Linked DNA regions of Homo sapiens: region 2 is linked to region 1. The links are chromatin loops, found by intact Hi-C in ENCODE. Cell type or tissue: GM12878. All regions are shown on one strand. Each heading gives the region's core, and the rest is flanking DNA. Links, peaks and the distances in the headings are about the cores only.

Region 1 (17,213 bases), core at 5,736-13,735:
ATAAAAAATTAGCTGGGCGTGGTGGCGTGCGCCTGTAATACCAGCTACCCGGGAGGCTGAGGCAGGAGAATTGCTGGAACCTGGGAGGCAGAGGATGCAGTGAGCTGAGATCGTGCCACTGCACTCCAGCCTGGCTGACAGAGCGAGACTCTCAAAAAAAAAAAAAAAAAAAAAAAAAAGTACATTTCAAAAAATAGAAAGAACATTACAGCTTCTGCAGGTCAGTGTAGTCATCAAATATTGCAACACAATGATACCACATTCCTACGTCCTTTCACTCGGCCTCTGATGCTGAAAGAAGATTTGCATCTGGAAAGTGGCTTTTCATCATTAGCTTGCTTCATTCATACACTATTGTTTGTCTTTTGAGTTGAGTAAAAGATACAAGAAACATTTTATTTCTCACCTTGTCTATACTGAGCACAAACATTGGAAAGGTCCACTTGATTGCTAATTTTTTGATATTCCTTTAATGATTCCCTTAACATTCTTTCTTTTTCAGTCTTATTTTGAACTTGTCGGGAACGCTGGAGAAGCTCATTTGCCTAGAAGAGGAGATAACAAGAACTTAAAAATATATAAAATCAAGCAGACAGATGATGCTGTCAACTAAGTTTTAGTCTATGTCTAAATTTATATATGGTTATTACCATTAAAATGAAAACAACTCTACAAACTTACTTCTTAATTTTAGGCAGAAAAGTTTTTGACCAAAGATTCCTAGCTATTCTTAATTCCTCTCCCAAATATGTTAAGCAAGAGAACTTTTGTCTGGTAATTCTCTTGCCTAGTCAATACATTATTGGGCAGCAGGCAGTCCATGTGACACTGATTTATTTATTTTTTCCACCTGTAGGAAAGGATCAATAAAAATGCCCCCATTAACTCTAATTCACTAAAAGATTTACTTGAAGTTTTAGTACTTTTCCTTAAGCTAAGGAGATAAATTATCCCCTAAATTTCCTTAATTTCTAAATTTAGTGATTTTTCTTAATTTCTCACCTTTGGTTTTTTAATATGGCCTAGAAACACTATCAAAGATTCTTTATGGGCCAGGCGCAGAGGCTCATGTCTATAATCCCAACACTTTGCAAGGCTGAGGCAGGCGGAGGTCAGGAGTTCAAAACCAGCCTAGACAACATGGTGAAATCCTGTCTCTACCAAAAATATAAAAAATTAGCCAGGTGTGATGGTGCACACCTGTAATCCCAGCTATTTGGGAGGCCGAGGCAGGAGAATCACTTGAACCTGGGAGGTGGAGGTTGCAGTGAGCTGAGATCGTACTCAGTCTTAAAAAAAAAGAGAGAATATTCTTTATGAAAAACTTAAAGGAGGGCTGGGCATGGTGGCTCACACTTATAATCCCAGCACTATGGGAGGCTGAGGCAGGAGGATCACTTGAAGCCAAGAGTTCAAGACCAGCCTGTGCAACAAATCAGAACTTGTCTCTATAAAAAACAAAAAAATTGGCTGGGTGTAGTGGTGCACACCCGTAGCCCCTAGCTACATGAGAGGCCTGCTTGAGTCTAGGACTTAGAAGCTGCTGTGAGCTATGATCACAGCACTGCACTACAGCCTAAGCAACAGAGTGAAACCCTGTGTCAAATAAATAAATAAAAATATTTTTAAAAAGAAAAGCTAAGCTTAAAAGAGTATACACTGGTTTTAAGAAGCCACATATTCCAACCCCTTTCTTAGATGAGGATTCTGAGGCTAGGAGAGGTTAAGAGATCTAACTGACTGAGGTCCTATATTAAGTGAAACAAGATGGTTCATCATACATGATACCTCTTATAACAAACAATGAAATAGGTAATAAAGTATCATACCTTAGAACAAATTGCATCATCAGTGCTATATAGAAGTGGGCAGATATCCTGTAAATGTAAACTAATGCCATCAACAGCGGCATTATCTCTGATGTAGCAGTTGATAAGAGAAGCAATTAATGCCCCTGTGAGTTCTTTGTCCCTGATTACAAGATCTTTAAAGGTGGTGATCTTCAGCTGCTCTTGAAGTTCCTAGGAGCATAAAACTTTTCTATCACAATTATAGAAATACCATATTTCTAAACATAATGAAATTATTTTAATAAATTAAAATAACCTAAATATTAATAGACTCTATAATTGAAAAGCGAAAATATACTAATTAGTAGAAACAAATTTTTGCGAACTTACATAAAATCATAGAGAGTTGGAAAAGAACCTACAGTAGATCTAGTCCAAAACTCTCACTTTCCAAATGAGAAAAGTAAAGCTTAAGTAGAGCCAAAACTAGAGTCAGATCTCCTGGCTTTGGTTATAAAATGGAAAAAACAATCACTTGGCTATATTTGAAAATCTTGGGCTTACATATTACTCCTTCCTAAACACTGTTAGAATTCCATTATTCTAGGCCTTATAATAATATTGGAGTTTAATCTGTATTGTGAACAAATCTGCTTGTCCAAATGAAGCTCTAAAGTATTGATTTATACTATAGTAAAAGATTCTGTTAGTGATGTGACTGCTATCTCTTTTTTCTAAATTCAAGGAAATACCCAAACTGTGTTAAAATTCTTGAACAAATCTTTAATTTGCATTCATTGAGCATGCCATTGGTGATGTAAGGAAGAGAGCTTTGAAGATGGATCACAAAAACATACCCAGGATAAAAACCTACCTACAATATATTTATCACTCTATAAAACTCAAAATTATTATTCTACTTGGTATGAAAAAGATAAGTTTCATAATTAAATATATTAGCTTGAATTTTTAAAAATAAAAAACAGTATGTATTTAAAAGAAACAAAACCACCAACAAAAGCCACACTATTCATTGGACACTAGTGGAAAGAATGAGGAGACTGCCTTCCAACGTTGAAAAATGGTATACGAGAGTCAAAAAGTAAGTGTTTCAGAGTAATGAAATATCCATACAGGACAAGGAAAAAGAATTTTTTTTTTTTTTTTTACAGAATTGCAGCTAGTAACTGGGGAAGGAATCACAGATTTAAAATATTATCCTTTTGGCCGGGCATGGTGGCTCATGCCTGTAATCCCAGCACTTTGGGAGGCCAAGGCAGGTAGATCACCTGACGTCAGGAGTTCAACACCAGCCTGGCCAACATGGCGAAACCCGGTCTCTTACTAAAACTACAAAAATCAGCCAGGCGTTGTGGCACATGCCTGTAGTCCCAGCTACTCGGGAAGCTGAGGCAGGAGAACTGCTTGTACCCGGGAGGTGGAGGTTACAGTGATCTCAGATTGCTCCACAGCACTCCAGCCTGGGTGACAGAATGAGACACTGTCTCAAAAAAAATAAAAAACAAACAAACAAATAAATAAATATTACCCTTTTGTAATCCTAAATGAAATAATAAATTCCAGCAATGATTATCAATGGATGATTAAAATCTGATGGAGAATTCCACAATGGCAGTATTAGGCTTACTACTTGAATCCAGCAATTTATCTTAGTATAACTAAAAGAAGGACAACGAAACCTTTTGTATCTTCTAACAGTCTGATGAATAAACCACTACCTATGAAGTATTCTATTCTTCCTCAAAAAAGGACCTGAACTGAATCAAGCCTATATAATAAACTTTCATTTTATAGAAAATGCAGGAGATAGAGGAAGAAGCTCGCTACAAAGAGGATTAAAAAAAAAAAAGCCTTAGAATGTCCTTAGAATGCTGGACATTCTACTGGATGGATGACTGGATTTCTACAAGGCAACAGCAAGGAAAAGAAAAAGAAGGAAAGACTGCTTTAGACTGAAACAGATGAAAGAGAAAAACAAATTCCATGAGCAAACCCCTTAAACTGTTTAGATCCTGATTTGAATGAACCAATCTGTAAAAAGACATTTTTAAGACAGATTTTGCTATCAAATATTGACAGTTAATATTGGTAACTATCCAGCCTAGGAGATACGGTGAAACCCCATCTCCACAAAAAAATACAAAAATTAGCTAGGCGTAGTGGTGCGTGCCTATAGTACCAGCTACTCGGGAGGCTAAAGTAGGAGAATCACTGGAGTCCAGAGAGGTCAAGGGTGCAGTGAGCCGTGATCATGCCACTGCACTCCAGCCTGGGTGACAGAGCGAGACACTGTCTCAAGAAAAACTGGTAACTGATCATGACATTGTTGTTGTTCAAGGAACTGTCTATTTTTTTTAGAAACACAGTATCTTGAAAATGCTGAATGAGTCAAATGTATATGGGAGTTACAGTTTTTGCTCTACTTTTGTATACGTTTAGAAATGCTCACAATTAAATAAAAGGTAGGAATAAATTTCCTCTATATATTCTATCTAACATTTAGATTAATGTTGATTATCCTTATCCTTAGAAAGGATTCAAATGTGAACATCAAAAGAAATATGAACCATTTATTTCCTACAGTGATAAATATCTTCCTTTAAAGTAGGAGCAGTTGCCGGGCATGGTGGGTCACGTCTGTAATCCTAGCATTTTGGGTGGCTGAGGCGGGTGGATTACCTGAGCTCAGGAGTTCGAGATCACCCTGGGCAACACGGTGAAACCCCGTCTCTACTAAAATACAAAAAATTAGCTGGGCGTGGTGGCATGCACCTGTAATCCCAGCTACTCAGGAGGCTGAGGCAGGAGAATTGCTAGAACCCGGGAGGTGGAGGTTGCAGCGAGCCGAGATTGCACAACTGCAGCCTGGGCGACAGAGTGAGACTCCATCTCTTAAAAAAAAAAAAAAGAAAACATAAAATGAAGTAGGAGTGGTGTATATGTGTGTGTGTGTGTGTGTGTGTGTGTGTGTGAGAGAGACAGAGAGAGACAGGGTCTCACTCTGTCACCCAGGCTGGGGTGCAGTGGCACCATCATGGCTAAGTGGCGCCTCAACCTCCCAGGCTCAAGTGCTCCTCCCACTTCAGCCTCCCAAGTAGCTGGGACTACAGGCATGTGCCACCACACTTGACTAATTTATTTTTTATTTTTAGTAGAGATGGGTCCTGACATCTTGCCCAGGATAGTCTTGAATTCCTAGGCTCAAGTGATCCTCCTGCCTCAGCCTACCAAAGTGTTGGGATCACAGGCGTGAGGCATGGTGCCCAGTCAAGAGTATTTAATTTAGGTTGTTGGGCCCTTTGAAATTATAAGCAAAAGTCTGTGTGTCCATGTCGATATGCATTTCTTTAAGGGTAGTGAGAGATAGCTTTTATCAGATTCTCAGAAGAACCTGTAGCTCAAATAAAGGGTAAAGTCCACTGTTTTAAAAAATATGTTTTGTAAAGTATGACTTCATTCACATACCCACAAGTAAAAACTTGCGGCTTTGAAAAAATAGGTCCCCCAAGTTGGTACGCTTTTTTTGTGCCATCTTCCCATAACATACTAACTTCATCATAACTTAAATGCTTCCCAAAATAATCCCCTCCAAAGCCAAAATACTCATCCAAAAAATCCAAACATAGTATTAATGGTATAATCATAAAAAAATAAAAAAAATTACCTTCTGAAGTTCTGCCACAATGATAGTGAATTGATGTTCACAAAGAAGTTTCCATAAAGCCAGAGCCTGATATGATTTTCGAACCAACTGCTGAATTGCCTGAAGTGAAATCTTTTCACTTAGTTGAGCCTCTAATGAGAAAACAAAATAAATTATTATAAAATAACATAGGTTAAGTTGCTTTATTTCAAATAAAAACTGTAGTTAAGGTTGAAATCCCTGTTGTTTTCTTCCTAGCCCCCATTACAGGCAACCATGATAATCAGTAGTATTTATGTTATTATCTTCTCCGTGTGTGTATATATATATGCTTCTGTGTTTGTGTAGGTACACATAAACCATGAAAATATTGCTGTGTGGCTGGGCGCGGTGGCTCACGCCTGTAATCCCAGCACTTTGGGAGGCCGAGGCAGGTGGATCATGAGGTCAGGAGATCGAGACCGTCCTGGCTAACACGGTAAAACTCGGTCTCTACTAAAAACATAAAAAATTAGCTGGTGGGGGGGATGGCGGGTGCCTGTAGTCCCAGCTACTTGGGAGGCTGAGGCAGGAGAATGGCGTGAACCCAGGAGGCGGAGCCTGGGCGACAGAGCAAGACTCCATCTCCAAAAAAATAAAAGAGAGACAAAAAATTTAAAAGATAGTAAAAAAGAATTTACAAAATGATGAATAGAAACCTAGGGTCCTCAGTAGGGAAGAAAGTAACTTGGGACAAAAGTAAATGGTTGAGTGTTAACTGAGAAAGTTCTACTGGCCAGGCGTGGTGGCTCACGCAAGTAATCCCAGCACTTTGGGAGGCCGAGTTGGGCGGATCACCTGAGGTCATGAGTTCAAGACCGGCCTGGCCAAAGTGGCAAAACCTCATCTCTACTGAAAACACAAAAACTAGATGGGTGTGGTGGCACACGCCTGTGATCCCAGCTACTTGAGAGGCTGAGGCAGGAGAATCGCTTGGACCTGGGAGGTAGAGGTTGCAGTAAGCCAAGATTGTGCCAATGCACTCCAGCCTCGGCGAAAAAGCGAGACTCCATCTCAAAACAAACAAACCAGAAAGTTCTATCACGGCCAGAAAAAGTAACTCTAACCCTAACAATGGAAGGCAAAAGAACTTAGAAAAAATTAAATGGCACAAAAAGTTCATGCAATAACTTATTATTGTTCTAACTTGTATCTGGAATAACTGAAGATTATGAGAACTTTTCAGTTGCCTTGCTCTTTCCTTACTTGTTACTACTTATAATTGATAAAAAGCACAATGAAATATTTGATTCATATTTTTAGCTCTATAAAAAGGCATATTACTAATCATTAGGGAAATGCAAATCAAAATCCCAATGAGATGCCATTCCATGTTCATTAGGATGGCTATATATAAAAGGACAGAAAAATGACAAATGTTGGCAAAGATGTGAAGAAATTGGAACCCTTGTGCATTGCTACTAGAAGTATAAAATGCTGTGGCTGGCCAGGCGCAGTGGCTCACGCCTGTAATCCTACCACTTTGGGAGGCCGAAGTGGGTGGATCACCTGAGGTCAGGAGTTCAAGACCAGCCTGGCCAACATGGTGAAACCCCAACTATACTAAAAATAAAAAAATTAGCTGGGTGTGGTGACACATGCCTGTAACCACAGCTACTCGGGAGGCTGAGGCAGAATTGCTTGAACCTGGGAGGTGGAGGCTGCAGTGAGCTGAGATCGCACCATTGCACTCCAGCCTGGGAGACAAGAGTGAAACTCCGTCTCAAAAAGAAATAAAGATAAACATAAACATAAAATGCAGTAGCTGCTATGAAACAGTATGGCAGTTCATCAAAAAAATTAGTAATAGAATTACCATATGATATAGCAATTCCACTTCTGGGTATATACCCAAAAGAACTGAAAGCAGAGGCTTTAATTTGTATTTGTTCACCCATGTTAATAGCAGCATTATTCACGATAGCCAAAAAACGGAAGTAACTCAGTGTCCATCAACAGATGAATGGATAAAGGAAATGTGGTATATGTGCACATATGCACATATACACAATAGAAATTACTCAGTCTTAAAAAGGAAGGAAATTCTGACACGTTACAACATGGATGAACCTCGAGGACAGTATGCTAAGTGACATAAGCCTGCCACAAAATGTAAAATTTGATTTCATCCTAATAGGGTACCCAGAGTTGTAAAATTCAAGAGACAGAAAGTAGAATGGTGGTTGCCAGGGACCTAGGATAGGGGAAAAAAATGGGGGGTTATTATTTCATGGGTACAGAGTGACTTTTGGTGTTTATTTTTTTTAAGACAGAGTCTTGCTCTTGTTGCCCAGGCTAGGGTGCAATGGCACAAATTCGGCTCACTGCAACCTCCGCCTGCTGGGTTCAAGTGATTCTCTTGCCTCGGCCTCCCGAGCAGCTGGGATTACAGGTGCCCGCCACCACGCCTGGCTAATTTTTGTATTTTTGGTAGAGATGGGGTTTCAACATGTTGGCCAGGCTGGTCTTGAACTCCTGACCTCAGGTGATCCACCTGCCATGGCCTCCCAAAGTGCTGGGATTACAGGTGAGAGCCACTGCGCCCAGCCCAGAGTGACATTTTTGGGGAAGATGACAAAAGTTCTGGAGATAGATGCTGGTAATGGGTACATAAAATGAATATACTGAATGCCACTGAACTGTACACTTAAAAACAGTAAAAACGGGCCAGGCGCAGTGGCTCTTGCCTGTAATCCCAGCACTTTGGGAGGCTGAGGTGGGCGGATCATGAGGTCAGGAGATTGAGATCATCCTGCTTAAACACGGTGAAACCCTGTCTCTACTAAAAATACAAAAAAAAAAAATTAGCCAGGTGTGGTGGCGGGCGCCTGTAGTCCCAGCTACTCAGAAGGCTGAGGCAGGAGAATGGAGTGAACCCGGGAGGTGGAGCTTGCAGTGAGCCGAGATCATGCCACTGCACTCCAGCCTGGGCGACAGAGTGAGACTCTGTCTCAAAAAAATAAATAAATAAATAAAATAAAGTAAAAATGGGGCTGGGCACGGTGGCTCACATCTGTAATCCCAGCACTTTGGGAGGCCGAGGCGGACGGGATCACCTGAGGTTGGAAGTTCGAGACCAGCCTGACCAACATAAAGAACCCCGTCTCTTCTGAAAATACAAAATTAGCCGGGCGTGGTGGCACATGCCTCTAATCCCAGCTACTCGGGAGGCTGAGGCAGAAGAATTTCTTGAACCCAGGAGGCAGAGGTTGCAGTGAGCCAAGATCACGCCATTGCACTCCAGCCTGGGAAACAAGAGTGAAACTCTGTCTCAGAAACATAAACAAATAAAAAGTAAAAATGGTAAATTTTATGGTATATATATATTTCACCACAATAAAAAAAACATAATGAAATAGGTGTGTATCATGTTTTCTGGTGGAGGAAGGAACAAAAATGTATATGCTAAAAGAGATAGGGAAATATACAATATCCATATTAATATCCATATTATCCTACTTTCCCAATCACACTTTTTTTTTTTTTTTTTGAGGCAGGTTCTCACTCTGTCACCCAGGCTGGAGTGCAGTGGCATGATCTCAGCTCACTGCAACCTCTGCCTCCCAGGAAGAGGTGATCCTCCCAACTCAGCCTTCCAAAGTGCTGGTATTACAGGTGTGAGCCACCACCCCGGACCCAATTACACTGATATTTTAATTACAAATATTTGTGTACAAAGTACATCTTACTAAGAAAGTCCATTGTTTTCTATTCAAGTAATAAAATTTTACTGAGGTCATGTACGCTTAACTGATGAGAAGCAATAATTTACCATGAAACTTCCTCTGCAGTTCCTGTTGCATTTGCTGGGGATTTCCGTTTTCAGGACGCATGAATCCTATCAGCCTCTGCTGCACTTTAGCAGTAGTACTGAAACAGAAATTGCAGAATGTGTGTGTTTATAACAGCTTTATTGAGATATAACACATACAGTACAATTCAAACATTTAATATGTTTACTTTTTTTAAATAATTCAGAAGGTTGGGCAACCAACACCAGAAGGGCTGATGGCCAGAAAAAATTTATGACACAGACTAAACAGATGCTACTTAAAATGACTGAGATTAAATCAATTAAATGACTGAGAACATCAGCTATAAATTTTCCTAACCTGTAGAAAAAAAAAGATCAAGTAAAAAGAGGGGGTAAAGGAGAGAAAGGAAGGAAGGAAATTACGGAAGAGAAGAAACAAGCTAGATACAAAAGAGTTAATATGATTCTCCAAAGAGAATGGGACAGAAGAAACATAGATTGAGTATCCCTAATAAAAAAAAAAACTAACATCTGAAATGTCCCCAAATCTGAAACGTTTTGCACATCAGCATGATGCTCAAAGGAAATGCGCACTGGAGCAATTTCGATTTCAAATTTTCGGAATGGGGTGCTCAACCTAAGTATAATGCAAATATTTAAAAATCAAAAAAAACGTGAAAGCCAAAACACTTCTGGTTCCAAACAGTTCGGATAAGGGATATTCAATGTGTATCACAATACATAAAAAACGAGAGAAGAAAACTGATCAAAGCCAAGACGTTCATTCTTAAGGCTCACTGAGAGCTGTAAAGAAGATATACCTAAAGACATCATGTGACTTTTGAATTTCGGTAACAAAAAGAAAAAAACACAAAAAAATTTCAAAGTAAACACTAAGTCACTTACAAAGGAAGGAGAATCATACAGATAATGTACTTTTTCATCTACAACATTAAACTTTGGGAAGAAAATGGTGCAAAATGTATACGAAGATCTGAGAAATGGTCTATGATCTTAAAATCCCACATTCATTGGGCAATAAAAACGAACAAAGCATGAATACATCCTACCACATAAATCTCAAACATGAGCCCCCAAAACACACTAAGTGAAAGAAGCCAGACTCAAAGACCACACAGTATGATTCTGTTTATATGACATGTCAAGAATAGGCACATCTACAGAGATAGAGCAGATCAGTAAGTGTCTGGGGCTAAGAAGTGGGAATGGAAAGTGACTGCTAATGGACATGAGGTATGTCTCCTAGATAATGGAAGTGTGCTAAAACTGGACTGTGGTGATGGTTGCACAATTCTATGAATTTACTAAAAGTCACTGAACTGAACATTCAAAATGAGTAAATTTAGTGGTATGTAAAGTAGATCTCAAAAATCTGTTTAAAAAATTTCCATAGTCAATGAAACTAATGTTATAGGAATCCAAGGGTTGGTCGAAATTAGGACATGTATTAACTCTATTGTTAAAGGTAAGGGGGAAAATGATATGATCATCTCTGTAAAATGCAGTAAATACATTTGACAAACTCACTTATTGAATATGGTAAGCATATTCAATATGTTAAATATATGAATATGTTAAACATATTCAATAAGGGCTGAGTGCGGATGGCTCATGCCTAAAATCCCAGCATTTTTTGAGGCCAAGACAGGAGGATCACCTAAGCCCAGGAGTGCAAGATCAACGTGGGCAAAACAGTGAGAACTTGTCTCTACAAAATGTGAAATAAAAAAATTAGCTGAGCATGGTAGCATGTGCCTGTAGTCCCAACTACTCAGGAGGCTGAGGTGGGAGGATCACTTGAAGCTGGGAGGTCAAAGTTGCGGTGAGCCGTGATCATGCCACTGCACTCCGGCCTGGGCAACAGAGTGAGACCAGTCTCAAAAAAGAAAACCAAAAAACACCTCAAGTAAGGGTGGATGCAGTGGGTCATGCCTGTAATCCCAGCACTTTGGGAAGCTAAGGAGGGAGCATAACTTGAGGCCAAGAGTTTTAGACCAGCCTGGGCAACACAGTGAGACCCTATCTCTGAGAAAAATAAGAAAAAATCAGCCAGGTGTGGCAGCACATGCCTGTAGCCCCAGCTACTCAGGCGGCTGAGTCTGAGATTGCAGGGAATAATGATCACATCACTGCACTCCAGCCTCAATGACAGAGCAAGATTGCCTAAAAAAGAAAAAAAAAGAGAAAAGACAGACAGAGATAAGTGGCAGGGCGCAGCGGCTCATGCCTGTAATCCCAGCACTTTGGGAGGCTGAGGCGGGTGGATAACCTGAGGTTGGGAGATTGAGACCAGCCTGACCAACAAGGAGAAACCCCGTCTCTACTAAAAATACAAAATTAGCTGGGCGTGGTGGCTCATGCCTGTAATCCCAGCTACTCAGGAGGCTGAGGCAGGAGCATCGCTTGAACCCGGGAGGCGGAGGTTGCGGTGAGCCGAGGATCATGCCATCGCACTCCAGCCTAGGTAATAAGAGTGAAACTCTGTCTCAATTAAAAAGAAAAAGAGAGAGAGAGAGATTACCTTGTGCAGAGAGGAGAAAGCAAGTAGAGCTAGACAAGAAAAGATGGAAAAGATGAAACTATCTCTGTTTGCAGATGACAGAACTGCTTCTGTGACAATTCAAGAAACATCAATGAAAAAAACATCCTGCTAAAAACTGTAAAGATAAATGAGTAATTAAGAGAAATTAGAAGTAGATTAGAAAATTTACATATAATTGCAGATGTAATGGTAAAATTCAATTAACAAAAGACCATAATGTTAGAAAAAAAACCAAACAAACTAAAAACATCTGACAAGTAAAATTCCAGATAATTTGGAGGGAGAGGGATGGCAGTAGAAGGCAAGGAAACAAAATGTAATAGAGTTTGTTAAATTATTAATGCTGACTGAGATGCATGTCTGTCAGAATTTAAGACTAACAGAGGAAGAAAAATCATATGTAGAACTTCTTAATTGGTGTTTAAGGTAGAGAGAGGCCTGATCAATCCAATACAATAAGGAAATGGGAAAGGGAAGAAAATAAACAAAAAGCACAAATTCAGGATGGGGAGAAAAAAATCAAACATTTAACTAGACCAGATGCAGTGGCTCACTCCTGTAATCCCAGAACTTTGGGAGGCTGAAGGTGGATTATCTGAGGTCAAGAGTTCAAGATCAGCCTTGCCAACATGGCAAAACCCTGTCTCTGCTACAAATAGAAAAATTAGCCAGGCATGGTGGTGTGGGGCTGTAGTCTCAGCTACTTGGAAGGGTGAGGCAGGAGAATCGCTTGAGCCAGGGAGTTGGAGGTTGCAGTGAGCTGAGATTGCACCACTGCATTGCAGCCTGGGCGACAAAGCAAGACTCTGTCTCCAAAAAAACCAAACCAAAACAATAAACCACATTTAACTAATTCCAATAAAATGGGAAGGAGGTAAATTCTCCTGCTTAAAAGATAAAGACAGGCCAGGCGCGGTGGCTCACCCCTGTAATCCCAGCACTTTGGGAGGCTGAGGCGGGCGGAGCACGAAGTCAAGAGATCGAGACCATCCTGGGCAACATGGTGAAACCCCATCTCTACTAAAAATACAAAAATTAGCCAGGCTTGGTGGCACATGCATGTAATCCCAGCTACTCGGGAGGCTGAGGCAGAAGAACTGCTTGAGCCCAGGAGGCAGAGGTTGCAGTGAGCTGAGATTGCACCACTGCACTCCAGCCTGGGCAACAGAGCAAGACTCTGCCTCGGCAGGGGCAGGGGAATATATATATATATGTATACACACACACACACAAAGTATGAATAATGTTATATAAAAGTGTACTTACTTAGACTCTGTTTTTGCTTTTAAAGAAGTGTATATTTATGTATGCTTTATTATTTATTTATGATATTTTTTTTTGAGACAGAGTTTCACTCTTGTTGCCCAGGCTGGAGTGCAATGGCACGATCTGGGCTCACCGCAACCTCCGCCTCCCAGGTTTAAGTGATTCGCCTGCCTCAGCCTAGCTAGTAGCTGGGATTACAGGCATGTGCCACCACACCTGGCTAGTTTTGTATTTTTAGTAGAGACGGGTTTTTCCATGTTGGTCAGGCTGGTCTTGAAATCCCGACCTCAGGTGATCCGCCTGCCTCAGCCTCCCAAAGTACTGGGATTACAGGCATCAGCCATCACGCCCGGCCTATTTATGTGTTTTTGTAGTGACAAGGTCTCCTATATTGCCCAGGCTGGTCTCGAACTCCTGGCTTCAAGCAATCCTCCTGCCTTGGCTTTCCAAAGTGTTGGGATTATAGGTGTGAGCCACTCTGCCTGGCCTACATATGCTTTAAAAAGATTATACTGTAATACCTCGTTAACAATTCTAAGGAGTGATGTGACTCCCCCAATGCCATGTGATTATTATTTTTCAACAAAAAGTCCGTATTATATTAGAGGCTTAAAAATATCCATTCTTGGCTGGGCGCGGTGGCTCACGCCTGTAATCTCAGCACTTTGGGAGGCCGAGGCGGGCGGATCACGAGGTCAGGAGATCGAGACCATCCTGGCTAACACGGTGAAACCCAGTCTCTACTAAAAATACAAAGAATTAGCTGGGTGTGGTGGCAAGCGCCTGTAGTCCCAGCTACTCGGGAGGCTGAGGCAGGAGAATGGCATGAACCCGGGAGGCGGAGGTTGCAGTGAGCTGAGACCGCACCACTGCACTCCAGGCTGGGCGACAGAGCGAGACTCTGTCTCAAAAAAAAAAAAAAAATCCATTATTGCTGGGCATGGTGGATCACCTGAAGGTGGTCAGGAGTTTGAGACCAGCCTGGCCAACATAGTGAAACTCCATTTCTACTACAAATAGAAAAATTAGCTGGGCATGGTGGCAGGCGCCTGTAACCCCAGCTACTCAGGAGGCTGAGGCAGGAGAATCGCTTGAACCTAGGAGGTGGAGGTTGCAGTGAGCCGAGATTGCACCATTGCACTCCAGCCTGGGCGACAAGAGCGAAACTCCGTCTCAAAAAAAAAACCCAAATGTCCACTCTTGGTCGGGCATGGTGGCTCACGCCTGTAATCCCAGAACTTTGGGAGGCTGAGGCCAGTGGATGATGAGGTCAGGAGTTCAAGACCAGCCTGGTCAACATGGTGAAACCCCGTCTCCGCTGAAAATACAAAGAAGAATTAGCTGGGCATGGTGGTGCACATCTGTAATCTAAGCTACTTGGGAGGCTGAGGCAGGAGAATTGCTTGAACCTGGGAGGCGGAGGTTGCTGTGAGCCAAGTTGGAGCCTTCGTACTCCAGCACGGGTGACAGAGCAAGAGTCCGTCTAAACACATGTCCACACAAAAACTTGTACAGGAATGCTCATATCAGCATTCTTATTAGCCAAAAAGCTGAAACAACCCAAATATCTATCAACTGATAAACTGAGAAATGAGACAAGTAGTAATACATGCTACAACAATCAAACCTTGAAAACATGCTTGGGGAAAGAAACAGACACCAAAGGTTATCTGTTGCATACTTCCATTTATATAAATATTTCTATAAAGATTCCATGTATATAAATATGTCTATAAATATTCCATTCATATAAATATTTCTATATTCCATTTATATAACTATATTTCTATAAATATTCCATTTATATAACTATATTTCTATAAACATTCCATTTACATATATTCATATAATATATTTATATATTGTGTATCTTATGTAATATATAAAATATAATATTTATATAAATAGTCAGAAAAGGCAGATCTGTGGAGACAGAAAGTAGATTAGTGGTTGCCAGGGACTGGGGGAAGGTCCATGAATAATAATGGCTGGTCATGGGCACAAGAGTTTCTTATTGCTGTGATGAAAATGTTCTAAAATTAGATAGTGGTGATGGTTGCATAACCTTGTAGATACACTAAAAAATACTAAACTGCACACTTTAAAAGGACCAACTTTGTAGTATGTAAATCATCTCAACAAAAAATACAACGAAAAGAAAAAGATGAATTAATAAACCCTATTTATTCTTACTTTGGATTTCCTAATGGTCCTCCTGCAAACTGGGAGTTTCTGTCTAGAAATTCCTGCAAACCCTTTAGTTCTTGTAGCACTGACTCTAGCAGTTGGCAGGGAACACTACTTTCAATCTGTAAAAATGAAAGATTTTTCAAAAGTTTAAAAACACACCCTCTGTATAGCTATAATATAAACAATTTTAATTTTGAAATGAGTATCTCTATAGTTATTTCTTGTATCAATTCACACCTGTTGATCCGAATAAAGTATACCTACACACTTCCTCTCCTGCCAGTAACACTGATGCATAACTAACATACAATAAAATACAAATACTAAGAAAACATCTTGATTACTTTTATATATTTTTGTATAGTCATCACCCAGACCACAATACAGAAATTTCCAACACCAAAGAAAGTTTCCTATGTTCCTTTGTAGCCATTAGTCATCCCACCTCTGAGGTAACTACTTTTCTTACTCCTATCAACATAGATTAATTTTACAAGTTTTTAGACTTCCATATATATATATGGAATCATATACTGTGTTAGGCAAATACACTCTTATTCTTAGAAACTTGAACTTTTTTTTTTTTGAGAGACAGCGTCTTGTTGTTGCCTGGGAGTGTAGTGGCGCGGATCATATCTTACTGCAGCCTTGACTTCCTAAGTTCAAGTGACCCTCCTTCCCAATTAGCTGGAAGTACCAGCACATGCCACCACATATCTGACTAATTTTAATCTTATTTTATTTTATAGAAAAGGCATCTGGCCGCGTTGCCCTGGCTGGTCCTGAACTCCTGGGCTCAAGCCTTCCAAAGCATTGTGGTTACAGGCACGGGCCACTGTGCCCAACTCATGAACTTTAAGAGCCTCACAATTAAAAATATATTTGGACTGGGCGTGGTGGCTCACGCCTGTATTCTCAGTGGAGGCCGAGGTGGGCGGATCATTTGAGGTCAGGAGTTCGAGACCAGCCTGGCTAACATAGTAAAACACTGTTTCTACTAAAAATACAAAAAATCAGCTGGGCATGGTGGCGCGCACCTGTAATCCCAGCTACTCGTGAGGCTGTGGCAGAAGAATCGCTTGAACCCAGGAGGCAGGGGTTACGATGGGCCGAGATAATGCCATTGCACACCAGCTTGGGCAACAAGAGTGAAACTGTGCCACTGCACTCCAGCTTGGGCAACAAGAGCAAAAAGCAGTCTGTAAAGTATGCCAATTCATAGAAATTAGTGCTGGGTCCATGGAGTTTTCGTTCATATATATGTCAAAGTATTACATAGTAAAATTTGAGCAATATTAAGTTGCTTGAGTTATCCCTCATGACAACCTTATGAGGGAGATATACTACGCCCCTTCTTTTACCATGAGGTATCAGGCTCTGAAATGTTAAGTAATTTACTCATATTCAGACAGTTAATCAATGTTAGAGATGAGATTTAAACCTGAAGGTAAGCAGTTTGTTGTCCAAGAATGCAAACATATACATAAAAGAATAACCCGCCAGGCGCTGAGGCCCCCTGCCTGTAATCTTAGCACTTTGGGAAGCCAAGGCAGGTGGTTTGCTTGAGTCTAGGAGTTTGAGACTGGCCTGGGCAACATGGTGAAACCCTATCTCTACAAAAACTACAAAAATTAGCCAGGCATGGTGGCGCACACCTGTAATCCCAGGTACTCAGGAGGCTGAGGTGGGAGGATCGCTTGACCCCAGAGGGCAGAGGTTGCAGTAAGCTGAGACTGGGCCACTGCACTCCAGCCTGGGAGACAGAGCAGGACTCTGTCTCAAAAAAAAAAAAAAAAAAAAAAATAACCTTTGCCATCTTATTTGTGTAATATCAGGAAATGTGAAACAATCTAACCATTTATACCATCAACTGGCTACACAAAAATAACAAAATAATATTATACACACTTACTGCAGTGATCTCTCTGTTGCCACTCTTGAATATTC
Region 2 (9,560 bases), core at 588-8,587, 270 kb before region 1:
TTGGGTCCTGAATTTACTTTTCATTTGTCTGTCATTTATAATATAATAAATATAAAAATTGATACCCATTGCTTGAAGCACACAAAGACTAGCATTACTTCCCATCTAATGCACATTAATAAGGAACAGTAGTCAACCTCGGTCATTCTCCAAAATTGAGAGCCAGTAGCCTCTAACAGAGGTCCATTTATGGCACCTAAGGAAATTGTTGATATGCTTTATATTTTTCATACAGTCTTTTTTAATTTTTTATATTTTATAAATATATTTTATTTTTATAATAGAACAATATATTAAATATGGAAAATCTATAATATCATACCAGAGATGTTAGGCTGTTAATATTAACATACACTATGTTTTTCTAAAATAAGGTGTGAGTAGTAAGACATTGCTTAAGTAAAATTATCCATCAAATAAAGATTTTAAAGTATATATGACAGCATAGTGAGTTACGTGGTTTACATGTATAATGTCATTTGCTTTATGAAGTAGGTACTATTATCTCTGTTTTACAGATAAGGAAACTGAAGCTTAAAGAGTATAAGTAACTGCTAAAAATTTGAAATTTTAAAATACTCTAAAAACTTAACAAATATAAAGGTTTCTCACATACTGTGTTCCTAATGTTCCTAAGGAGCTAATTTTAACTGTTTCTCTGCTGCATTTGTTTTGCTGCTGTGGTCAGTTTTTTTGATTATCCAAATTACAAGCTCTAGGTGAAAACCTCAGGACTTCCTGAGAAAACTTTAAGAACTGAGGAGAGTAGTAAAGGATAATAAATACCTAAAAACAACATGCATTTACTTCTGAGACACTAATTCTATCTTTAGGGTTCGTATTAGATCCAGAAATAAATTGTTTAATAATTGTGGCTAATAATAGCTAATAATTTTTTAGCACAGTACCAAGCACTGTGAAAATTTTACATGTATTATCTCATTAACTTTGTGAAGTAAGTACTATTATGATCTCAGTTTTACAGATAAGGAAATGAAAGCTTAAAGAATATAAATAACTGGCCCAATGTCACAGAGCTAAGCAGTCCCAAAGTTAGAATTCAGCCCCATGTCTGCCAGTAGAGTCTGGACTATAATGAAACCTGTTATATATTATTTATATCATAAATAGTCCTTGCATGATTTTGAACCAGTGATTTTTTTAAAACAAAATCACTTTTAAAATGTCTTGTGCATTTTTTATGTATGTATGTACACAAATATAAAGTTGTATATAAATAAGAGTATCTCATACATGGTAAACTTTTTCTTAATGTTTTGTGGTTTTGATTTTTGTTTTTATATCCTATCTCCATCTTTATTCATCTTCCCTTCAGAATAAACATCTTAGAGTATCCTTAACATACTTTTATAGTTGTGGACACAGAGGTATATATAAATGGTTGACCGGGTTTTGTAAAAATTGAATCATATTATATAGATATTTGTTAGGCATATTTGGTAATCTCACATTACCTGGTATATATCTAATTCCTTGTTTTAGATGGCTATATATTATCCATTTTATGGATGTCCTATGATTTATTTAATCATTTCCCTATTTGGCAGGTGTTTACATATTTCCTTTGGATCACCACTACAAACAATTTTTAAATAAACATTCCAATTTAAATACCTAAGTACTGGTGACTTTATTTTGTTGGAACAGTTTCTGAGAAGTGGACTTGCTAGGTTGAAACAATGGTTATTTTGGTGTTCATTTTTAATTGATCTTGCCATTTTGCAGTGGATGTGTTTTATACAACCTTTTGGAAAGCTGTATGTGACAATCATTGTCATTATTTAGTATTCTTTGCCAGTCTAACAGGTGGTAAGGAATAATTCATTATTGCTTCAGTTTCCTTCCCTGACTGCAAAGAAGGTTGAGCATCTTTTCTTGGTACTGACCAGTGGGGCTTGCTTTTCTGTTAATTCACTATTTATATCATTTTCATATCATTCGTTCATTTTACCTTTGAATAATAGGCTTTTTTTTTTAGGAGAGCTCTTTATTTTAGATATTAAACCATCTTATAGTATATTCATTACAAATATTTTTTCCTATTCTGTTCTGTTGCTCTTTTACTTAATGGTTTCCATCTTTCTTTAAATTTTTCTTCTAGAATTTAAGATATTTCTTTTACTTGATTTTCCAGGCCAGGATGTTAAGGGAAGGTTCAGAAAATGCTACTTTTTTGTTGTTATGTGGTGGTTTTTTTTTTTTTTTTTTTTTTTTTTTTTGAGACTGAGGCTCACACTGTCACCCAGGCTGGAGTGCAATGGTGCAATCTTGGCTCACTGCAACCTCTGCCTCCTGGCTTCAAGCGATTCTCCTTCCTCAGCCTCCCAAGTAGCTGAGATTACAGGTGCACACCACCACACCTGGCTAATTTTTTGTATTTTTAGTAGAGACGGGGTTTCACTATGTTGGCCAGACTGGTCTTGAACTCCAGACCTTATTGATCTGCCCCGCCTTGGCCTCCCAAAGTACTGGGATTACAGGCATGAGCCACTGTGCCCGGCCTATTTCTTTTTTTTTTAAGACACAGTCTTGCTCTGTTGCCCAGGCTGGAGTACAGTCCTGCACTTCTGGCTGACTGCAACCTTCGCCTCCCAGGTTCAAGCGATTCTCATGCCTTAGCCACCCAAGTAGCTGGGATTTTACAGGTGTGCACCACCACACCCGGCTAATTTTTGTATTTTTAGTAGAGACAGGGAATTGCCATGTTGGCCAGGCTGGTCTTGAACTCCGGGCCTCAAGTGATCTGCCTACTGTGGCCTCCCAAAGAGCCGGGATTATAGGCGTGAGCCACTGTGCCCAGCCACTACATTTTTTTTTTTTTTAAGTAAAATGCTAGCACTGGTTCTCAAATGAATATCTTACCCAACAAAAATTCTTCTATCCCTAGACCCACTTTAACTCATTATGGGAAACAACAGGATTTCTATGCTACTTAAAAAGAATTTATCTTTTCTTTTTAATCCTGTGGGGATCCTAAAAGGAAGGATGAATATGATGTGGGAATTTCTTTTTTTTGTAATTAATACTCCTACAAGCCAAGTGGTGGGAATGTTTTTAACTAGTGTGTTAATGCACTCAAAAAGTCCAAAATGGGCTGGGCACGGTGGCTCACGCCTGTAATCCCAGCACTTTGGGAGGCCGAGGCAGGCGGATCACGAGGTCAGGAGTTCAAGACCAGCCTGGCCAGCATGGTGAAACCCTGTCTCTACTAAAAATACAAAAATTAGCCAAGCATGGTGGTGCGCACCTATAGTCCCAGCTCCTCGACAGGCTAAAGCAGGAGAATCGCTTGAACCTTGGAGGCGGAGGTTGCAGTGAGCCGAGACTGTGCTACTGCACTTCCGCCTGGGTGACAGAACGAGGCTCTGTGTCAAAAAAAAAAGTCCAAAATCTATGCCGGTAATCCATTACTAACAATGAGGATTAGTAGCTTAAAAACTAGATTAAGGCTGGACATGATGGCTCACACCTGTAATCCCAGCACTTTGGGAGGCCGAGGCAGGCAGATCACAAAGTGTGGAGTTTAAGACCAGCCTGGCCAATATGGTGAAACCCCATCTCTACTAAAAATACAAAAATTAGCCAGGCGTGGTGGCAGGCTAGTTGTCGATCCATATTCCCGACATGCTGGTGCTTCTCCTTCCATGCCTCCAGCTACTCTGGAGGCTGAGGAGAATCACTTGAACTCAGGAGGCGGAGGTTGCAGTGAGCCAAGATCGCGCCACTGCATTCCAGCCTGGATGACAGAGCGAGACTCCGTCTCAAAAAAAAAAAAGAAAGGAAAAAAAAAAACTAGATTAAAAACATGCATTGAAAGCCTTACTACACACACGCGCGCACACACACACACACACACACACATATAACTTTGATTGCCTTTGGGGAAATGAACTGGGTGGCTGGAGGATAGATAGAAACAAGACTTTTTATTGTAAATCCTTTTCTACCTTTTGGTTTTTTTTAAAAAGTCTCTACCTGTTTTTTTAAACATGCTTATTAGTTTTTCTAATCAAAGAAATAACACATTTAAATTTAAAATAAAGAAGTCCTAGGCTGAGCATGGTGGCCCACACCTGTAATCCCAGTACTTTGGGTGGCCAAGGCAGGAGGATCACTTGAGGCCAGGAATTCAAAACCAGCCTGCGCAACATAGTGAGACCCTGTCTCTACAAAAATGAAAATTAAGGCCGGACGCAGTTTCTCACACCTGTAATCCCAGCACTTTGGGAGGCCGAGGCAGGTGGATCACGAGGTCGTGAGTCCTAGACCAGCCTGGCCAAGATGGTGAAACCCCGTCTCTACTAAAAATACAAAAATTAGCCAGGCATGGTGGTGGGCGCCTGTAATCCCAGCTACTCGGGTGGCTGAGTCAGGGGGTTGCTTGAACCCGGGAGGCAGAGGTTGCAGTGAGCCAAGATCATGCCACTGCACTCCAGCCTGGGCAACAGAGCAAGACTCTGTCTCAAAAAAAAAAAAAGACAATTAAAAAATTAACCGGGTGTGGTATTATGCGCCTGTAGTCCTAGCTACTCGAGAGACTGTCAGGAAAATCGCTCAAGCTCAGGAGCAGGATTGCATTGAGCTGTGATTGTGCCACTGCACTCCAACCTGGGCAATTGAGCAAGACTGTGTTTCTTAGAAGTAAAGAAGCCTTCTGCCTGGTTCTGGGATTCTACATGTTTATCTGTCATAGAAAATTTTAACACAGGGTTTCTCAACCTCAGCACTATTGACAGGACTAGATGATTCTTTGTTGTCAAGGATTGTTCTGTGCATTGCAGGTTGTTAAGCAGCATCCCTGGCCTCTATCCACTAGATGCCAGTAGTGGCTCCCATTGTGACAACCAAAAATGTCTCCAGATACTGCCAAATACTCCTGTGTCAGGATACGGGGGAAGAAGCTTATTCCTGATTGAGAACTACTGGGTTAACATACACAGTTTGGAAAATACTAATCGTAAAAACTGTACCAGTCTTTGTATAATGCTGTCAATATGTAAATACCTTTGTTTAGAATTGACTTGTGTTACATTTTAGGGAAAAAATATAACATTGTGATTAAGTGACCCCAAAGTCACATTTTGGTAAGTTAGTTGTCGGTACATATTCCTGACATGCTGGTGCTTCTCCTTCCATACCTTGAAAAAAAAACTCTAACAGACTTTTTTTTTTAACTGGACCTTTACGTGCAAAATGCCCTATTTCTGCCCCCAAATACGTAAAGCTGTATATAGTTTCTTTTCAGGTTTTGGATATTCATAAAGCATTAATTTTATTCTTATAGACGCAAAATGATTTCATGGTTATCTGCAATGTTGCAAAAATCCTAGAGCTAGTTGTACCACTGATGGAGCATCCAAGTGAAACTTTTCTTGCCACTATTGAGGAAGATCTAATGAAGCTCATCATCAAATATGGCATGACTGTAAGCACTCAGTTTACCATTTCTTTATTCATTAGTGTAAAGTTCTAATGTATTTTATTAAAATTTTTAAAGCAAATATTTGTAAAAAGCTAAGTTTTTAAAATAGTATATTTTTAACTTTTATCTAAACATTTTCTATATCTTTTAGGTAGTGCAACATTGTGTGAGCTGTCTTGGAGCTGTTGTAAATAAAGTGACACAAAATTTTAAATTTGTGTGGGCTTGTTTCAATAGATACTATGGTAAGTTCAATACCAGGGTTTTAAAATTATTCTGCTAGGTCCTGCAGGGGGTCAGCTCATTTTAAACACATTTGATAAAAGGCTAGACTCGAGGAAATTATGAGGTGTGATTATCCACCGTGGTCCTCTCAGAAACAATATTTTCTAGTGTCTTTTGTATTTCCTGAAGAACCCACTGTGATTACTTCAGAAATTTATCTCCTGATAAGTAAAGATTGGTAAATTTTTTGCGCACTGTGAAAAGTAAAATTTAAATTTTCTTACATTAGTTTAGACTCTGAAGAGCACTCTCATAATTCTAGACATATTTAATATTTAGAACCATTAGTAAAAATTAATTGGCTGGGGACAGTGGCTCATGCCTGTAATCCCAGCACTTTGGGAGGCCACGGCGGGTGGATTACCTGAGGTCGGGAGTTCGAGATCAGCCTGGCCAACATGGTGAAACCCCGTCTCTCTACTAAAAATACAAAAATTTGCCAGGCGTGGTGGCACACGACTGTAATCCCAGCTACTTGGGAAGCTGAGGCAGGAGAATCACTTGAACACGGGAGGCGGAGGTTGCAGTGAGCCAAGATCATGTCACTGCACTCCAGCCTGGGTGACAGTGAGACTCCATCTCAAAAAAAAAATTGTAATTCATTAGTAGTAATTACTTGAACTTAGTAATTCAAAGATAAATATTATAAGTAAATATTACTTATCTTTATTAGGTGCCATTTCAAAATTAAAAAGTCAACACCAAGAGGACCCAAATAACACTTCACTTCTAACAAACAAACCAGCACTTCTTAGATCCCTTTTCACCGTTGGAGCACTATGTCGGCATTTTGATTTTGATCTGGAAGATTTTAAAGGCAACAGCAAGGTAAAGGTAGTAATACTTAAAATGCTATAAAACATAGAGCTATATGGCACTGTGATCTGAGAATGACAGTAGTGACCCAGGATGAAGGCAACATTAGAGTAGTCTGGTTTAATGAAAATTCTGAAAACAGTGCTGCTCAAAACGTGGTCCTCAGACTGGCTGCTAATCCATCAACTTTTTGTTACTGGTGTGTAACCAGATAATGAAATTTCCCTGACAAGTTATATCAGTTTTGTAACAGTAGCACACTGTTGACATCAACAGCTGACTTTTTAAAAAAAATTTTTTTCAATGAAGGAAACAATGCACTGATTTACATTCCGAAACAAGCTTCTTTGTCACAGACTGATACTTTGAATGCCACTGTTCTAAAATAAATGGAATTGGTTACTTATTTTTTTAATAAAGTTCACACAAATTCTCATTGTTTTAAGGTATTTTTTTCCTTTATAGTTGAAAATTAATCTAAGTTACTGTTCATGAACACTTTAATGTGTTTTCCTCCCCTTAGGTTAACATAAAAGATAAAGTACTTGAACTATTGATGTATTTTACAAAACACTCAGATGAAGAAGTACAAACAAAAGCTATCATTGGTCTAGGTAAGTCTAAATTTCTTTATAATTTGTAGCTATTTGAGAGGGATAGAGCATATTTTTAAATATTGTGAATCTAAATTGTTGATTTACTTTAATATGTTTCTATTAGCAGTAGGATTTGGTGTATAGAATGTAGGTCTGAGGATTAAAACAACTGGGTTGCATTCTTGTCATGGCCATTGACTTCCTGGGTAACCTTGAGCAAGCCATTTGTCTGTTCATCAGTTTCTTCATTAGTAAAATAGAGATAACAATACTTTCTTCTACCCCTCCTCCATAGGGTATCTTAAGAACATTTATTAAAGCCCTTTGATAAAGAAAAATAATATAGAAGAATTCTGTGCTCTTTGCATTTTTTTAATTGTTCTTTTTCATTGCAAAGCTTTGTCACTACAGGAAGCTGCCACATCTGGTTAAAACAATGATCAGTCTACACTGACTTATTTATATAAAAGCAAATAGTAAGCAACCCAGAAGGAACAATTTGGATATATACCTGTTTTATAATGTTTTTCCAGGAAGGATTGATGTAATAAAAACATGTTTTGCAATTGTTAGGCAGGTCTATGTGGCTTATATCTAGGAAGGAATTAGAATATGAGGAAATAGGAGGTGAATGGCATTAAAGTACCTGAATTGAATGCACTTCAAAAAAATACAAGAACAGTCTGTCCAGGTTTTTGGTTTTTGTTGTTGTTTTTTTTGGTACAAATACAGTTGGCCTTCCATATCCATGGGTTTCACATCTGTGGATTTAACCACCAAGGATCAAAAATACTGAGAAAAAAAAATTACACCTGTACTAAATATGTACAGACTTTTTTTGTTATTATTCTCTAAACAATACAACAGCAATTTACATAGCATTTACATTGTATTAGATATAAATAATCTAGAGAAGATTTAAAGTATACGAGAGGATATGAGTAGATTATATGCAAATACTACCCCATTTTATATCAGGGACTTGAGAATCCACGGATTTTGGTATCCCTGGGAGGTTCTGGAGCCAATCCCCCATGGATACCGAGCAATGACTGTACACGTAAAGCTACCCAATGAGATTAAAAACTTATTTGGAAATTTTATTTTGGTGTTATGATTAAGGTTTATACTTTAATCTGCATGAGTAGTTATTTATATTAGTCTTTTGAACAAAAATGAGTAAGAAAAGATTCTAACTTACCCATACCTTATTAAATCATGTTTATGATTTCTGTAAATAAATTGAAACCTTATCATTTTATTCCTCCTCCATCCCTTTTTGAAAATTACATATAGCACATAGAGTAAAAATTCAGACATCATTTACTAAGGAGTTAAATTGATGCAATATTAACTTCAAGCCAATGTGTACCTTCAGATATTCAGTCTGGACATAATTTATACGGAGTGGCAAAACTAATAGTGTTACAAGTATTTCAGAGTACAAAAAGATGAAGTTTTAACTTAAGCAGCGCTATTCAGAAAATATTGCCTCTAGACCAGTTAATAAAAGACATCTTGCCTGGGCCATAGTTATCCTGAGTGACCTTGGGCTAGTTATCTGATCACTCTATGCTTTGAGTTTAGTTTGTTGTTTGTTACCAATAATACTTGCTATCATCAGAGATCTTCATTTTTTCCTCAAATAAACATTATATACAAATAAACATGGATGATATATTGCTACTTATTAACCCGTGGTTATAGGATTCAGCATTGTGGCCTTATTATAATGCCATATGAAAAAGAAATGGAAGATATTTTTAGCTCTGGTTTATTATATTGTTTCATCAAATGAATATATTTTAATTTTTTTTTTAAAATAATGTCAATGTAGTACCTTCTGCTGGGGATCTGAAAAATGTTTGCAGACATTATTTCTTAAATCCTGAAAACATCCCTGTGAGGTAGGTGGGTGGTAAATATTATTATCCCCATTTTACAGATGGAGAATTGAGGCACAGAGAGATTATGTGACTCACCCAAGGTCACACTACAAGTCAGTGGTGGAGCCAGGAATAGAACCCAAGACTCCTGACTCCTAATCCACTCCCCTAGCCACTAGGCCCTGCTCCCTCCTCAAGGTTTCCTCTTGTGTGAAATTCTCCTTTGAAATGCAATTTCTTGTTTTTAATTCATGGGGAAAGAAGTACCTGCTCTAATGCTTCTCTAGGTAAGGCCACCAGCATATTCTTCCAGTCATTTTAAGTTTTAATTTTTTGAAATAAGGAGCCGTTTATATAATTTATTAACATATTTATTAAATGTTTTATTTAATTTTAATATGAATATATGATGAGATTTTTCCCCTCTCCCATAGGATTTGCCTTTATTCAGCATCCAAGTCTAATGTTCGAGCAAGAAGTGAAGAATCTATATAATAATATTTTATCTGATAAGAACTCCTCAGTCAATTTAAA

Evidence for each region. Hi-C counts contacts between places; a loop is a spot of excess contacts. Peaks named below come from ENCODE experiments on the same cell type or tissue, not always from the same donor. Only the 100,000 strongest peaks of a DNase experiment are listed, where the experiment ranks them.
Region 2: it touches region 1 in a loop (2.3-fold over the local background); 12 of 110 quality-filtered maps call a loop at or near these places.

The regions. Positions count from the first base shown.
Region 1 is chr5:37,308,723-37,325,935 of GRCh38, forward strand. NUP155 (nucleoporin 155) reads right to left here. Exons shown (of 35, transcript NM_153485.3): 19 at 17,179-17,213; 20 at 15,270-15,385; 21 at 9,266-9,363; 22 at 5,476-5,606; 23 at 1,830-2,021; 24 at 407-545. Among named protein-coding and RNA genes, the nearest start is that of NUP155, 54 kb to the right of the region's middle. In GM12878, for the core only: no CTCF peak of the experiment used is centred there; a DNase peak (open chromatin) is centred at 9,222.
Region 2 is chr5:37,039,042-37,048,601 of GRCh38, forward strand. NIPBL (NIPBL cohesin loading factor) reads left to right here. Exons shown (of 47, transcript NM_133433.4): 35 at 5,306-5,446; 36 at 5,595-5,688; 37 at 6,402-6,556; 38 at 7,068-7,158; 39 at 9,461-9,560. Among named protein-coding and RNA genes, the nearest start is that of NIPBL, 170 kb to the left of the region's middle. In GM12878, for the core only: a CTCF peak has its summit at 4,831 (motif pointing right); no DNase peak of the experiment used is centred there.